Regions from separate parts of the Homo sapiens genome. Here region 2 is linked to region 1. Evidence: read pairs that join two places in POLR2A ChIA-PET (ENCODE). Cell type or tissue: endothelial cell of umbilical vein. All regions are shown on one strand. Links, peaks and the distances in the headings refer to the core of each region. The heading gives the core; the rest is flanking DNA. Region 1 overlaps HSPG2 (heparan sulfate proteoglycan 2). Region 2 has its middle 14 kb from the start of LDLRAD2.

Region 1 (7,827 bases), core at 1-4,000:
CTGCAGATGTGTGTTCCTGGCTTTCTTTCCATGTTGAATCTCACTTTGCTATTTCCTGTCTGGTCCCAAGGCCACCCCCGCCGCCACCCGCTGACCAGCTCCCTGCTCCCTGGGAAAAGCTCTGGACCTTGCTCATCATTCACCGCTAGGTTTTCCTTTCCAGACGGCAGTGTCTAGGAGATGCTGGGAGTCGCAGTGCTCCAGGCATGCCCTCCATAACCTTGGTTGCAATGAGAGGGGGATTGGCATTGACAGAGCCCCCCACCAGGTTGAGGGGACCCCTCAAATCTCCTCTAACCAGAGTCAGTGCCCCTGCACCAGCCCCAGCCTCATACCCACGTTGGGTCAGTCAGGCCTGCTCCAGCCAGTGGGAACACTGCCCTTTACCCCACCCAGGGAAGGAGGCAGAGCGCCTGGTAGGGGCTGGTCTTACGGTTCTAACCAGGGACTGTGGGAATCCCCTGGACATGCACAACTAAGACCACCCTCCTGGGATGGAAAAACCTGACTCACTGTCTCTGAGAAGGAGCCCAGGAATCTGCATTTCTCACCAGCTCCTGGACGTTCTAAAGCACACTCCTGAATGCGCATCCCACGGGCACAGCCTAGAAGTCCACAGGCCAGCACTCAGGAGGACAGGGAGAGGGCAGGGAGAGGAGAAGGAACAGGAGGCAACATTTGCCGCTGGATTGTTGGGGGTAAGGGCTTTAGGCCAAAGCAGGAATAAGATGTGGACAACTCAGACCTTCCCCAAGGTCTGAGAGCACCGCAAACACAAAGATGAACAAATGGCACCCAGCCACTCCCCCATCCAGGGAGCTCACAGCCTAGGACAGGAGATGCTTATAGATTGCACAGAGGTAGGTAGTGCCTCCCCAAAGCAAGTCATCTTCACAGAGTGACTGGAATTCATAGGTGATGAATTCCGTTTTTGTCCGTTCATTTATTCATTCATTCAAGTATTTATTGAGCACAGGGTGCAGAAAAGGTGGAGATGAATTCATCACAGCCCTTGCCTTCAAGGTGCTTCCATTCCAACGGAGGTACAGACAATAACCTTGTGAGCCCAGAACCAGACTGGGGTTGAGGTCACTGTGAACAGCAAGGAGTCGGGACAAAGAGAGTTTCTTTCTAGTCATCCTTATTTAGGCATAAATACACACAACAAAATATACCCATTTTCAGGGTACAGTCAGTAATGAGATATGTATGCCCAGGGAACCATCACCCCAGAAGTGTCTCTTGTGCCCCCTTCCCAGTCACCCCCAGCCTGCCCTTGGTCCCAAGTGACTACTGATCTTTCTGTCACTATGGATTAGACTTTCACCCCTAAGGGTTCATATAAATGGAATCGTATAGTTTGTAGTCTTGTGTGTCTGGCTTCTTTCAGATCCACACCTATCAATCAGTGGTTTGATCCTCCTTATTCCTGAGTAGGTGGAGGAGGTGGTATTTAAGTTGATTTTGGAGGATGCATTGGAGTTCGCCTGAGAAACAAAGAGAGGAAGGGCATTCCAGCAGAGGGCCCGGCGTGAGAGATATGGACTGTGGGAGCAGTAGGGGTGGGGAGGGAAGGGGGCCTGGCTGGCTCTTTGTTTTTTTCTCCTCCTTGGCCTTTGCTCTGGCTTGGACCTCACTACCTTGTCTAGCCCTTGTGGGTTTGGTTTTCAAAAGCGAGACCATTTCCTTCTGGCTTAAGGCCAGGGCAGGGCCTGAGGCCCTCATGCCAGGCCATTGCCAGTCTGTGCATACTTGTGCTTGTGGAATCTGGGGTCCAGCCATCGTGAATCTGCACACTTGAGGGCCACGGGGTTCCCTTGGGCTCCCCTGGGTTTGTTTTCCTCTAAGTTATTTGGTAAAACTGCTTTGGAATCATCCGGATCTTGTCTAGGGGGAAGAGGCACTCATTGCCCGGACCCACACCTGAGAAGGCAGGTGTTATGGCTGCTGGGGCCCTTCTGCTCCGGCCCACATAGTTTGCAGGCCCCAAGGTGGAGCTTATCCTGGGCTCGGCAGCAGCCTGAGGTCACGTGGAGTTGACACCACGCCTGTCCCCATTCAGCCCAGATACTGAGCTCTGCCTCCGCGCTGCTGGGCCCAGGGATGAGCCTGTCAGTGTGGCTGCATGTGCCAAAGCTAATTCTCCAACACAGTGGAATGTGTTCCCTGCAGCCTGGAGACGGGCAGGCCAGAGTGAGGCAGGAAGAGGAGCCAAATGGCCTGGGGAGGAGCTGCCTGGGGAGGCAACGGCTTTGAGCAGCTCGCCCTTGACTTCTGCCTGTGTCCCCACCCATGCTGACCCTGGCCAGCCTTCCACCTGCCTGTGCCCCCCATCTGCGCTGCCCGAGGCCACCCCTTTACCCGCCCGCATCCCCCCATCCACTCACTCATGTCCTGGGTGTCCCTTGCCTTCTCCAAAGGAAAAGGAGTCTTTACTTACCAAAGTGATTTACATTTTATTGTCTGCTTTATTTGAGGATTCATTCGGAAATAGCAGGGTTGGGCTCTGAAGCCTCCAGGGGCTAATGGGACTTGGGGAAACTGAATCAAAAGGGTTCAGCCCCAGCCTGGCTCACTGAGCCATACTAAGTCAAATTTAACCACTAAGGGGCCTGAAGGTGGGATTCTGGGTCCCCCTGGAAGTGAGGGGAAGGACCGTGGGGCTCAGTGGGAGCTGGAGAGAGTGACTCAATCAGCTCTCGTTTGCTTACAGGTGACCCATGGGCTGAGGGCATACGATGGCTTGTCTCTGCCTGAGGACATAGAGACCGTCACAGCAAGCCAAATGCGCTGGACACATTCGTACCTTTCTGATGATGAGGACATGCTGGCTGACAGCATCTCAGGAGGTGAGCCAAGGATCCAAGGCTGGGAGCAGAGGGGTGGGGGGTGAGACTGTGCTTCTTCCCACTGGCATGGGGGAGGAGGGTGACCGACCATTCCGAGCTTTCTCAACCCTGTCCCACTGTATACTAGGTGCCCAGAACAGTGCCTGACACCCAGTAGGTACTCAACAAATACTTGTTGTTGCTGATTACATCTCTTTTTTGCTTATAGACGACCTGGGCAGTGGGGACCTGGGCAGCGGGGACTTCCAGATGGGTAAGTTGCTGCAGGCCTCCTGCAGGTCTCCCTCCTGTCCCCCAGGGAAGCCCCAGAGCCAGTCTCCTGGGCTGAGGGCTCCTTGGGCCTGCCCTGGGGTACAAAGCAAGAAGAAGTGGGTGTGATCTCTTAACCTGCTGAGTGACAGTTGTGCAGACTGATTGGCAGGTCCCTGCAAGGCTGGTGTGGCCAGGTCCTGTGCTTGCCCATGCCACAGGCACAGGTATCAGGGCACTGGGCAGGTAAAGCCCAGTTCTGCTGGGGACTGACAGCCAGTCAGCTGTTTCACATTCAAAGCAAAGTTCTCACCTCCCAGGGCAGCTCAGCTGTTGAGTCCTTCCCCAGAGCCCTCCTGGGGGCACAGAGCTGGGGATCCCAGGCAAAGACAAGTGGAACAGAGGGGCTCTGTGGAATCGGGCATTCAGGCAGGCAGCAGGGCATGCAGAGCACAGATCGAGCCTGACGCTAGGCTTGGGAGAGAACCTTGCCTTAAGGTGGGTCATCGGCTGGGAAGCAAGGGTTCCTAGCTTAGGGAGGCAAGGCTAGGCTCTTGGAGGGAGGAGAGTCAGCCCCCACCCTGGTCAGACTGGCCCAGCACTGGGATGGGGACTTATAGTCCCTGCTTCCTTCCACTCTGGGATACTGGGTGGAGAAGGACCTACCCCAGGACAAGGCCCTGTGGCTCTTTATGGTTCCTACTGCCCTCTCTGGGAGGCAGCTCCTGGGACAATCTGTGACCAGGGCCAAGGATGGAGCAGGTGCTCAGGTCAGACCAACTACTGGGCCATCCCGTGGCATCCAGGGCTGCCTTCACCCTAGGCAGGCCTTGGCCAAATCTGGCCTGGGCCTACTTCAGGGGTGGAGTCACCTCCCTTTAGCTGACATATCCGGGGCCTTCAAATGCCAGTGGGTAGCATCCTAACTGGGTCAGTGTAGACAGGAGGGTAGGTCACTGGGTAACCTGGTCCTGACTGTGACCTCCCAGAGCCTGGACTTGGGGCTCTGCCTGAAGGTTTTCCATTTCCATGTGTAGGTCTCCACGAGGCTGCAGGATGCCTGGGAGCTGGGTGGGGCTTGGGAGAGGGAGTGTCAGGTGGGCCCCAGGCACACATGGCACGTCCCGTCCTGGAATGGCCTATGCTAATGTGTCCCTGGAGCTGCCTCTGGCCAAGCCAGGCTTGCCTCTGAGATCACCCTGTCCATTCATGAACCATCTCCAGCCCCTCCCCGGGGGCTGCCCACTGCAGCAGCTCTGCCCCAGCTGGGCAGTCCTGGCCAGCCCACCTGCCCTTCCTGAGAAGCAGCTGTGAGGGCAGACGAGGCCAGAGGGGGAAGAGGTGGGGAACAGGGCACAGCAGCTGTAGGGGGCCCAAGACCAGGGTAGGTGCCTTTCCTCGCAAGTGGGAACAGGTGGGGCCTCAGACCCTCCAGGCCAAACCCTGGCTCCTGCCAGCTGCCCTTGGGGCAGGTCCAGGCAGCTGGGCTGAATGCCAGTCAGGGAGGCAGCAGGTGTGCCTCCCTGATCCTGGGGTCCCAGGGTGCCCACTCAGACTTGACCAAGGGCAGTGCCCCCACTGCGCCCATGAGCCAGAGCCATCCTGCCTGTCATGGGGCCATGCCTAGCCTCTGGCCCAGTCCCAGACCCTGGACTCCAGCCCCTGAGATGGCTCTTCCCCTCCTCCCCCTGGGCATGGCTGTGGCTCCCTGGCTCAGCTCCAGCCCCCTGTGTGTCAAGACCCGTCCCTGATAGCCTCCCCTCCCTAGGACCCCTTCCCACGTCTCCTCCCCCAGTTTCTTTCCATGTTCTGACCTGTCTCTTTCTGTCTTCCCCCATGCCCGTGTGTCCTGCTCTGACCCTTGTCGGCATGTCTGTGTGTGTCCCCTGTCCTCCCTGCCCTGGGCCCTCTTCCCCACTCCTTGAGTGTCTGTCTCTGCGCCTCCTCCCTCTGCCTCATCCTGTTCTTCTCCCTCTCTCTGGCTCACCATCTCTGCTTCTGTCGCCCTCTGTCTTTCCCTCTCTCCCCTCTGCCTGTTCTTTTTTTTTTTTCTTTTTCCCTCTGCCTTTTTCTTCACCTTTGTCTTACCTTTTCTCTCTCATTCTCCCCCGCCCCACTTTCTTTATCTCTGTCTCTGTCTTTCTGTCTCTTTGTGTCTCCCTCTCTCTTGCAATGTCTCTGCCTCTCTCTCTGCTTCTCTCCATCTCGTCTCCCTCGCTGTCAATGTCCCTTCTTGCCTCCTTCTCTGTCTCTACTCTGCAGGCTCAGGGCAGCCCCTGGGCCGCCCGCCCGTGGCTGGCATGATGGTCTCGGAGCCTGATGAGGAGTCCCCTCTCAGTAAGTGACCCAGGCCCTGGCCAGGTGGGAGCGCTGCTCTCCCTCTGCCTCCCTCCCCATCCTCTCTCCCCACTCTTCCTTTTCTCTCCTTTCTCCCTGTTCTCTTCCTCCCCAACCTGCACTTTGCTGCGAGTCACACAAGAGGCTCAGAGGCACCTCCCTGCAGAGTCCAGGGGCTAGGCCAGCCACTGCCCCTGCCCAGGACACAGCCAGGCCCACCCTGGGCCCACAGATCTAAACACAGTGGGCTGGAACCCTGGCGGGCGTTCTTCCCCATGGGGTGTTGACGGGCAGAGATGGGTGCAGCAGCCCTGCAGGGACCAGGCCCTGCATTCCAGAGGCCACTTGTGTCCACCCCAGCACAGGCCAATCCTGGGCCCACCCGAGGGACCCACAGGGACCCAGGGCTGGAGTTCGGGGGCCTGGGTGTGTTGCAGAGAGTTCTGTTGAGCAGGGATGGGAATCAGGAGTTGGTGAGTAGCCTGCTCCGGGGCCAGGGCTAGTCAGGTGTGCAGCCCCCACTTCTACCCTGAGTGCAGGGCAGCTGTCTCCCTCTCCCGGCCTCTGGCTCCAAGGGAACTCACCAGATAGGGTGAGAGGAGGGAGAGGACTGGCCAGAGAGCACCCCTATTCCAAGGCAGCCTCGCCCCTGCTGGCTGCACCAGTGTCCTTGGCTCTGGAGGCTGGTTCTTTTTTCCTTTTCTTTTCTTTTTTTTTTTTTTTTTTGAGATGGAGTCTCACTCTGTCACCCAGGCTGGAAGGCAGTACAGTGGCACAATCTCGGCTCACTGCAACCTCTGCCTCCCTGATTCAAGCAATCCTCCTGCCTCAGCCTCCCGAGTAGCTGGGATTACAGGCATGCACTACCACGCCTGGTTAATTTTTGTATTTTCACCATGTTGGCCAGCCTGGTCTTGAACTCCTGACCTCAAGTGATCTGCCGGCCTCGGCCTCCCAAAGTGCTGGGATTACAGGCGTGAGCCACTGCACCCAGCCCGGGGGCTGGTTCTTGAAATAGAGGTGGCCTCACCTTCTGCCCCAGTGCTCAGGCACCAGCTGCAGGGTGGGAGATGGGAGGTGTTCACCCAGACCTGCCCTTGGTCTCGAAGAACGAAGCGGGGTGGGGTCAGGCTGAAGGGCCTGTGCCCTTCCCAGGCCCTAGTAGAAAGGGGCTTTGTGGAGCTCCAGTCCCCTTCCCCAGGAGCGGGCACATTCCTGGGCAGAGGCCCGGCCTCCTCGCCCGCGCTGGGCCGTGGGGCTGAGGCCAGGGGCTTGGGTGGGGGGACTCTCAATGGGCCTCTGTGCTGGCTCACAAGGGGCCTCTGTGGCTGAGCCATGGCCCCCACACTCCAGCCCACAGAGCCCCGCCCACCCGGCACCCAGGAGCCTAGCCCAGCGGTTCAGGGCAGGCAGCGCCAGGGCTTTCTTCACCTGAGCCACAGAGCAAGAATGTCCTGTGCACCTGCGGGCCTGATGGACAGAGTAAAGCGGGAGGAGGATGGGCCTGGCAGTAGCACAGACAGTGCCACTCCCTGCTCTGCCACCTACACACCGGATTTCAGATTTTTGGATTAGGGATGCTTGGCTTGTATATGACTCATTTGTCACTCTTATTCATTCATATCTATCACATACATGAATTCACAAATATTGTGAAACGTAATGAGCATAAAATGTCTCATATATAGTCGGTGCTTAAGAAACGATAGATGTACTTTGGGAGGCCAAAGTGAGAGGATTGCTTGAGCCCAGGAGTTTGAGACCAGCCTGGGCAACATAGCAAGACCCCATCTCTATCAAAAGTCAAAACATTAGCTGGGCATGGTGGCATGCACCTGTAATCCCAGCTACTCAGGAGGCTGCAGTGGGAGGATAGCTTGAGCCTTAGAGTTTGAGGCTGCAGTGAGCTGTGATTTTGCTACCGCACTCCAGCGTGGGTGACAGAGCAAGACCCTGCCTAAAAAAAAAAGAAACAACAGATGCATGTGTATGTTCACACCAGTCTGAGATGAATTTATTCAGCCATCACTTTCAAGGAACCCGCTGTGTACCAGGCACGCGGCAGGCACTGGGGATGCGGGCGTGAATGAAATCCCAGGTTCCCCTCCATCAAGCCTAGAGTCTGGTGGTGGAGAGAGGACCACAGCAGCTTCGATTCTTGGGCGGTTTGCTGTGTGCCAGGTGATGCATCTGAGTACAAGGGCCTGGTGCATGTGAGCACAATGTCATGCACTCCTCGCAGCAACCCAGGTGGTACATGCAGTCAATATCCCCATTAGGAAACAGAAACTCAGAGCCGAGGTCAGTGCCTGAGGCATGGCTGACCTTAGAACTCACAATTGTTACTGTGATGTGAAACCTGGCAGAATCTATGCAGTACACGGTGGAAGGT
Region 2 (6,526 bases), core at 1-4,000, 98 kb after region 1:
TTGGTCACTCTGAGTCAGATTTTGAAGGTTAGGCATGGGATCATTTCTTTGTCAGTCTACTGGACACAGAAATTTCTGATACAGAAAACTAGCCCCTGGCCATGTGTGGTGGCTCACACCTGTAATCCCAGCATTTTGGGAGGGCGAGGCAGGCGGATCACTTGAGGTCAAGAGTTCGACAACGGCCTGGCCAACATGGTGAAACGCCGTCTCTATTAAAGATACAAAAATTAGCTGGGCATGGTGGCAGTTGCCTGTAATCCAAGCTACTTAGGAGGCTGAGGCAGGAGAATCACTTGAACCGGGGAGGTGGAGGTTGCAGTGAGCCAAGACCACACCATTGCACTCCAGCCTGGGCAATAAGAGCAGAAATAAATAAATAAATAAATAAATAAAACTAGCCCCACAGAGAAAAAGGGCACTGGTGACATCCTTGCATTACAGGATGCAGAGGAACTATTGGTAGCCCCAAAATAAGAACAAAGCTACTCATCCTAACATGAGCTAGACTCAGTTCTGATCAGACAAAGGGAGTAGCCCAAGTATTACCCACCTAGAATGGAAATGGAACATAATGGAAAGGACAATGCAGGGTCCCAATGATACATCAAAGGTGCATGAGAGGCCAGGTGCGATGGCTCAGTTCTGTAATCCCAGCACTTTGAGATACTGAGGTGGGTGGATTGCTTGAACTCAGGAGTTTGAGACTAGCCTGGGCAACGTGGTGAAAACTCATCTCTACAAAAAAAGAAAAAAATTAGTCCAGGCGCAGTGGCTCACGCTTGTAATTCTAGCACTTTGGGAGGCCGAAGTGGGCAGATCACGAGGTCAGGAGATCGAGACCATCCTGGCTAACACGGTGAAACCCTATCTCTACTAAAAATACAAAAAATTAGCCGGGCGTGGTGGCAGACGCCTGTAGTCCCAGCTATTCAGGAGGCTGAGGCAGGAGAATGGCGTGAACCTGGGAGGCGGAGCTGGTAGGGAGCCGAGATCACACCACTGCACTCCAGTCTGGGCAACAGAGCGAGACTCCGTCTGAAAAAAGAAAAAAGAAAAAAATTAGCCAGGTGTGGTGGCATGCACCTGTAGTCCTAGCTACTCAAGAGGCTGAGGTGGGAGGATTGCTTGAGCCTGGGAGGCAGAGGTTGCAGTGAGCCGAGATTGCGCCATTGCACTTACACCTGGGGGACAGAGCCAGCAGACCCTGTCTCAAAAAAAAAAAAAAAAAAAAAGTGCATGAGGAGGTAGTGTCTTAGCTGTTGCTAGACTTGCTCTGTGAGCAGAGAGAATAGGAAACACCTTGACCACCACCCCTAGAGACAGCAGCTTCCTCCTGTCTGAGCTGGCACTGGGGCACAGGTGATGTGCGTGGTTCGTGGATGTGAATGCCTCACTCATACCACAGGAATCAAGCAGAAAGCAGCAGCAGCCCTAAATTCATCACAGGTGACACCCTGGCAGGTGGAGGGCCAGAAAAGTCATCCCAGTATAATGAATTACAATCAATGAGGCTGGTCACGGTGGCTCACACGTGTAATCCCAGCACTTTGGGAGGCAGAGGTGGGCAGATCACCTGAGGTCAGGAGTTCAAGACCCGCCTGGCCAACAAGGTGAAACCACTTCTCTACTAAAAATACAAAAATTAGATGGGTGTAGTGGCGGGCACCTGTAATCCCAGCTACTCAGGAGGCCAAGGCAGGAAAATCGCCTGAGCCTGGGAGGCAGAGGTTGCAATGAGCCGAGATCATGCCACTGCACTCCAGCCTGAGCAACAGAGGGAGACTCCGTCTCAAAAAAATATATTAAAAAAAAAAACAATGCAATTGCCGATAAGTCATAACTTACAGAAGGAACATCCCAGTCTGATCCATGGGTGGTAGCTAAGGGCCTGATAATTTGGTGCTCAAAGTGGAAAATAATTGTCTAACAAACATTCAGTATGGAGAAAACCGGTAGGGGAGTATATACATCCAATTACACAGTCTCACATTCAAGAGACCATGTTTCAGACCCAGAAAAGTAAAACTTTCTGAAGCAAAATAAAATTAGAAGGTAGATAAATTGGCAGGGCTCGGTGGCTCATGCCTGTAATCCCAGCAGTTTGGAAGACCAAGGTGGGTGGATCACCTGAGGTCAGGAGTTCGAGACCAGCCTGACCAACATAGTGAAACCCCATCTCTACTAAAAATGCAAAAATTAGCCAGGCGTGGTGGCAGGCGCCTGTAATCCCAGCTACTTGGGGGTCTGAGTCAGGAGAATTGCTTAAAGCCAGGAGGCAGAGGTTGCAGTGAGCCAAGATCACACCATTGCACTCCAGCCTGGGCAACGAGAGTGAAACTCCTTTTCAAAAAAAAAAAAAAAAAGAAGAAGAAAAGAAAAGAAAAAGGAAGTAGATAAATTAACCAGAAGTATAACATCAAAAATGTTCAATTGGCCAGGCGCAGTGGCTCACGCCTGTAATCCCAACACTTTGGGAGGAGGAGGCAGGTGGACCACTTGAGGTCAGGAGTTTGAAACCAGCCTGGCCAACATGGCAAAACCTCGTCTCTACTAAAAATACAAAAATTAGCCAGGCATGGTGGCACGTGCCTGTATTCTCAGCTACTTGGGAGGCTGAGGCATGAGAATCCTTTGAACCTGGGAGGCAGAGGTTGCAGTGAGCTGAGATGGTGCCACTGCACTCCAGCCTGGGCAACAGAGTGAGACTCCATCTCAAAACAAAAAAAAAGAGAGCAATGGTCCAGTTTCACATGAAAGGAAAGAAAGTGGGTCGGGCGCAGTGGCTCACACCTGTAATCCTAACACTTTGGGCGGCCAAGGCAGGTGGATCACTTGATTTCAGGAGTTCAAGACCAGCCTGAGCAACATGGAGAAACTCTGTCTCTATAAATAATACGAAAATAGGGCCGGGTGTGGTGGCTCACACCTGTAATCCCAGCACTTTGGGAGGCTGAGGCAGGTGGATCACGAGGTCAGGAGTTCAAGACCATCCTGGCTAACACAGTGAAACCCCGTCTCTACTAAAAATAAAAAAAAAATTAGACGGGTGTGGTGGTGGGCACCTGTAGTCCCAGGTACTCGGGAGGCTGAGGCAGGAGAATGGCATGAACCCAGAAGTGGAGGGTGCAGTGAGGTGAGATCACACCACTGCACTCCAGCCTGTGGGACAGAGTGAGACTCTGTCTCAAAAAAAAAAAAAACCAAAACCAAAACCAAAAATTACCCAGGTGTGATCGTGCACATCTGTAGTCCCAGCTACTCAGGAGGCTGAGGCCAGAGGATCCCTTGAGCCCAGGAGGTTGAGACTACTGTGAGCCATGATTGCACCACTGCACTACAGCCTGGGCAACAGTGTGAGACCCTGTCTCAAAAGAAAAGGAAAGAAAGCCAGATGACGCTTCAGATGGCCTGGCTGAGGTCAATGTAACTCAATCCAGGGATCCTAAATGGGGATATTGACCTTATCAGAGAGATGTCAGTAACAACAGAGAATCAGACATGTACCCTGTGGACCTCAGCCTATACGTAGAACTTCATCTCAGAGGCATCTACTAAGAGTAGATCCAACAGGAATTATAATGCCTTCCTAGAGGAAAACAAGTGAACTAAAAGACGGAGAAGACTTATAACATCATCATCATCAAAGAATGTGAAGACCATTAGGAAGAAGGGAAAATAGGCCAGGTGCAGTGGCTCAGGCCTGTAATCCCAGCACTTTGGGAGGCCGAGGCAGGCGGATCACTTGAGGCCAGGAGTTTGAGACCAGCCTGACCAACATGATGAAACCCTGTCTCTACTAAAAATACAAAAATTAGCTGGGCTTGGTGGCACGTGCCTGTAGTCCCAACCACTCAGGAGGCTGAGGCAGGAGAATCTCTTGAACCCAGGAGGTGGAAGTTGCAGTGAGCAGAGATCATGCCACTGCATTCCAGTCTGGGCGACAGAGTGAGACTCCATCTCAATAAAAGAAAAAAAGAAAGGAAGAAGAGAAAAGAGACAGACTTGAGAGAGGATATCACAAATGGTCATAGACACTGAGCACAGTGACCTGAACAGGTACATGGACAATTATAAAAAAGATGCACTGGAGGGAGTTATATCTCTTCCTGGGGTGGCAAGATTATGTGCCATGGGTATTTATAGGACTACGTTTTGGGTTTTTTTGAGACAGGGTCTCACTCTGTTACCCAGGCTGGAGTGTAGTGGTCCCATCACAGCTCACTGCAGCCTCGACCTCCTGGGCTCAATCGATCAGTAACAATCCATTAGAGTACCAGACACAGACCTTGTGTCCCTCCTGAGTGGCTGAGACTACAGGCACACACCATCGCACCCTGCTAATTTTTTTTATTTTTTATGTTGTAGAGATGAGGTTTCGGCATGTTGCCCAGGTTGGTCGCAAACTCTAGGGCTCAAGCGATGTGCCCACCTCAGTCTCCTAAAGTGCTAAGGCTGCAGGTATGAACCACCGCGCCCGGCCTATGAGATTCTTGATATGATCTCAGTGATTAGACACATCGAGACACTATCGCATACTTTATTTAATTATATATTTATTTATTTATTTTTTGAGACGGAGTTTCGCTCTTGTTGCTCAGGCTGGAGGGCAATGGTACAATCTCGGCTCCCTGCAACCTCCACGTCCTGGGTTCAAGCGATTCTCCTGCCTCAGCCTCCTGAGTAGCTGGGATTACAGGCATGCACCACCATGTCCGGCTAATTTTGTATTTTTAGTAGAGACGGGGTTTTACCATGTTGGCCAGGCTGGTCTCGAACTCCTGACTTCAGGTGATCCGCCCGCCTCGGCCTCCCAAAGTGCTGGGATTACAGGTGTGAGCCACCACACCTGGCCTCTTTTAAAAAATGGACTGATATAAGCCAGGTGCGGTGGCTCACGCCTATAATCCCAGCACTTTGGGAGGCCGAGGCAGGTGGATCACCTGAGGTCAGGAGTTCCAGACCAGCCTGGCCAACATGGTAAAACCCCGTCTCTACTAAAAATACAAAATTAGCTGGGCATGGTGGTGGGCACCTGCAATCCCAGCTACTCGAGAGGCTGAGGCAGGAGGATCACTTGAACCTGGGAGGTGGAGGTTGCAGTGAGCCGAGATTGCACCATTGCAATCCATCCTGGATGACAGAGTAAGACTCCATCTCAAACATAAATAAATACATATATAAAATAAAAATTGACTGATATAAAAGAGGGCCCAGGACAAAGGCTAGAAAAACTCCAGCATTTGGAAAACCAGTATAGGAGGAAGCACCAAAGAAGGTTGAGAGTGATAGAGGCAGGAGGCAGATGAAAGCCTAGGCAGATAGGGGTGGGTTCCCATTGAAACCCCAACTCCAAGTCAAAGACAGTTTAAAGGCTGAAAGTCAAGCTATAAGTCACATCCACAGACTGGATTGAGAACCTGTCTTACTGTTTGGCATGGTTTCCTCTGATTGATCCGTACCCTTCACCTATTTCACATATACCTACCCTTCCCTAATTTGTTTTTTACCCTGTAATGCCCACTTTTGACTGGGGTCTTTTTTTTTTTTTTTTTTTTCCAGACAGAGTCTCGATCTGTCACCCAGGCTGGAGTGCAGTGGCGTGATCTTGGCTCACTGCACCCTCCACCTCCTGGGTTCAAGCTATTCTCCTGCCTCAGACTCCCGAGTAGCTGGGATTACAGGGGCGTGCCACCATGCCTGGCTAATTTTTGTATCTTTAGTAGAGACAGGGTTTCACCATGTTGGTCAGGCTGGTCTCAAACTCCTGAATTTGTGATCTGCCCACCTCGGCCTCCCAAAGTGCTGAGATTACAGGTGTAAGCCATCACACCTGACTGACCGATGCCTTTGTTTTAACCTTTTTTTACATACTCACAAACCAATCAGCATGCACTCCCCTATTCTGAGCCCATAAAAGCCCTGGACTCAGCCATGCTCGGGGAGAAACCACCCCACTCCTGGTGGTTGACCACCCTCTTGTCCCCTCTCCACTGAGAGCTGTTTCATCACTCAGTAAAATTATTCTCCTCCCTCCTCATCCTTCGCTTATCAGTGTATCCTCATTCTTCTTGGATGTGGGACAAGAGCTTGAAAACCACCAAACACAGGTACGAGCTATAACACAGTTGGGCTGGGGTTAGTCCTGTGCACAAACCCAAGCACAAGCCAGGTATGGTCCAGTGGGCCGAATGGATGGGACGCCTCCTGCAGCAGGCCCGGGGCCAAGCAAAGCCCAGGTAGGGACATCGCCAGCCAGAGGTCTCTGACCAGCAAAAGTGGCTGAGAAAAATCCTGTGTCAGAAGGAGCAGCCACTGAAGGAGGTGGAGAATCAAGAGGGACAGTTTGAGGTGGCAGGAGTGGTTATCTGTGCTGGTGACTGCAGAGAGCTGAGGCCTGAAAGAAGACCACTGAATTTGGTAACATGGAAGTCATGGTAACCTTGATAAAGGAGCTGTAGAAGAGTGACAAGGTCATAGGCCAGACTAGAGTTGGTTGATGAGTACATAGCAGATGAGGAAGCCA

What was found. Peaks named below come from ENCODE experiments on the same cell type or tissue, not always from the same donor. Only the 100,000 strongest peaks of a DNase experiment are listed, where the experiment ranks them.
Region 2: POLR2A ChIA-PET joins it to region 1 with 6 read pairs; 3 of 35 experiments call an interaction of 5 or more read pairs at or near these places.

The regions. Positions count from the first base shown.
Region 1 is chr1:21,891,197-21,899,023 of GRCh38, reverse strand. It overlaps HSPG2 (heparan sulfate proteoglycan 2), which reads left to right. Exons shown (of 97, transcript NM_005529.7): 2 at 2,714-2,849; 3 at 3,058-3,102. Among named protein-coding and RNA genes, the nearest start is that of HSPG2, 42 kb to the left of the region's middle. In endothelial cell of umbilical vein, for the core only: no CTCF peak of the experiment used is centred there; DNase peaks (open chromatin) are centred at 43, 513, 1,093 and 1,573; H3K27ac peaks cover 3,427 bases.
Region 2 is chr1:21,794,765-21,801,290 of GRCh38, reverse strand. No RefSeq gene overlaps it. Among named protein-coding and RNA genes, the nearest start is that of LDLRAD2, 14 kb to the left of the region's middle. In endothelial cell of umbilical vein, for the core only: no CTCF peak of the experiment used is centred there; no DNase peak of the experiment used is centred there.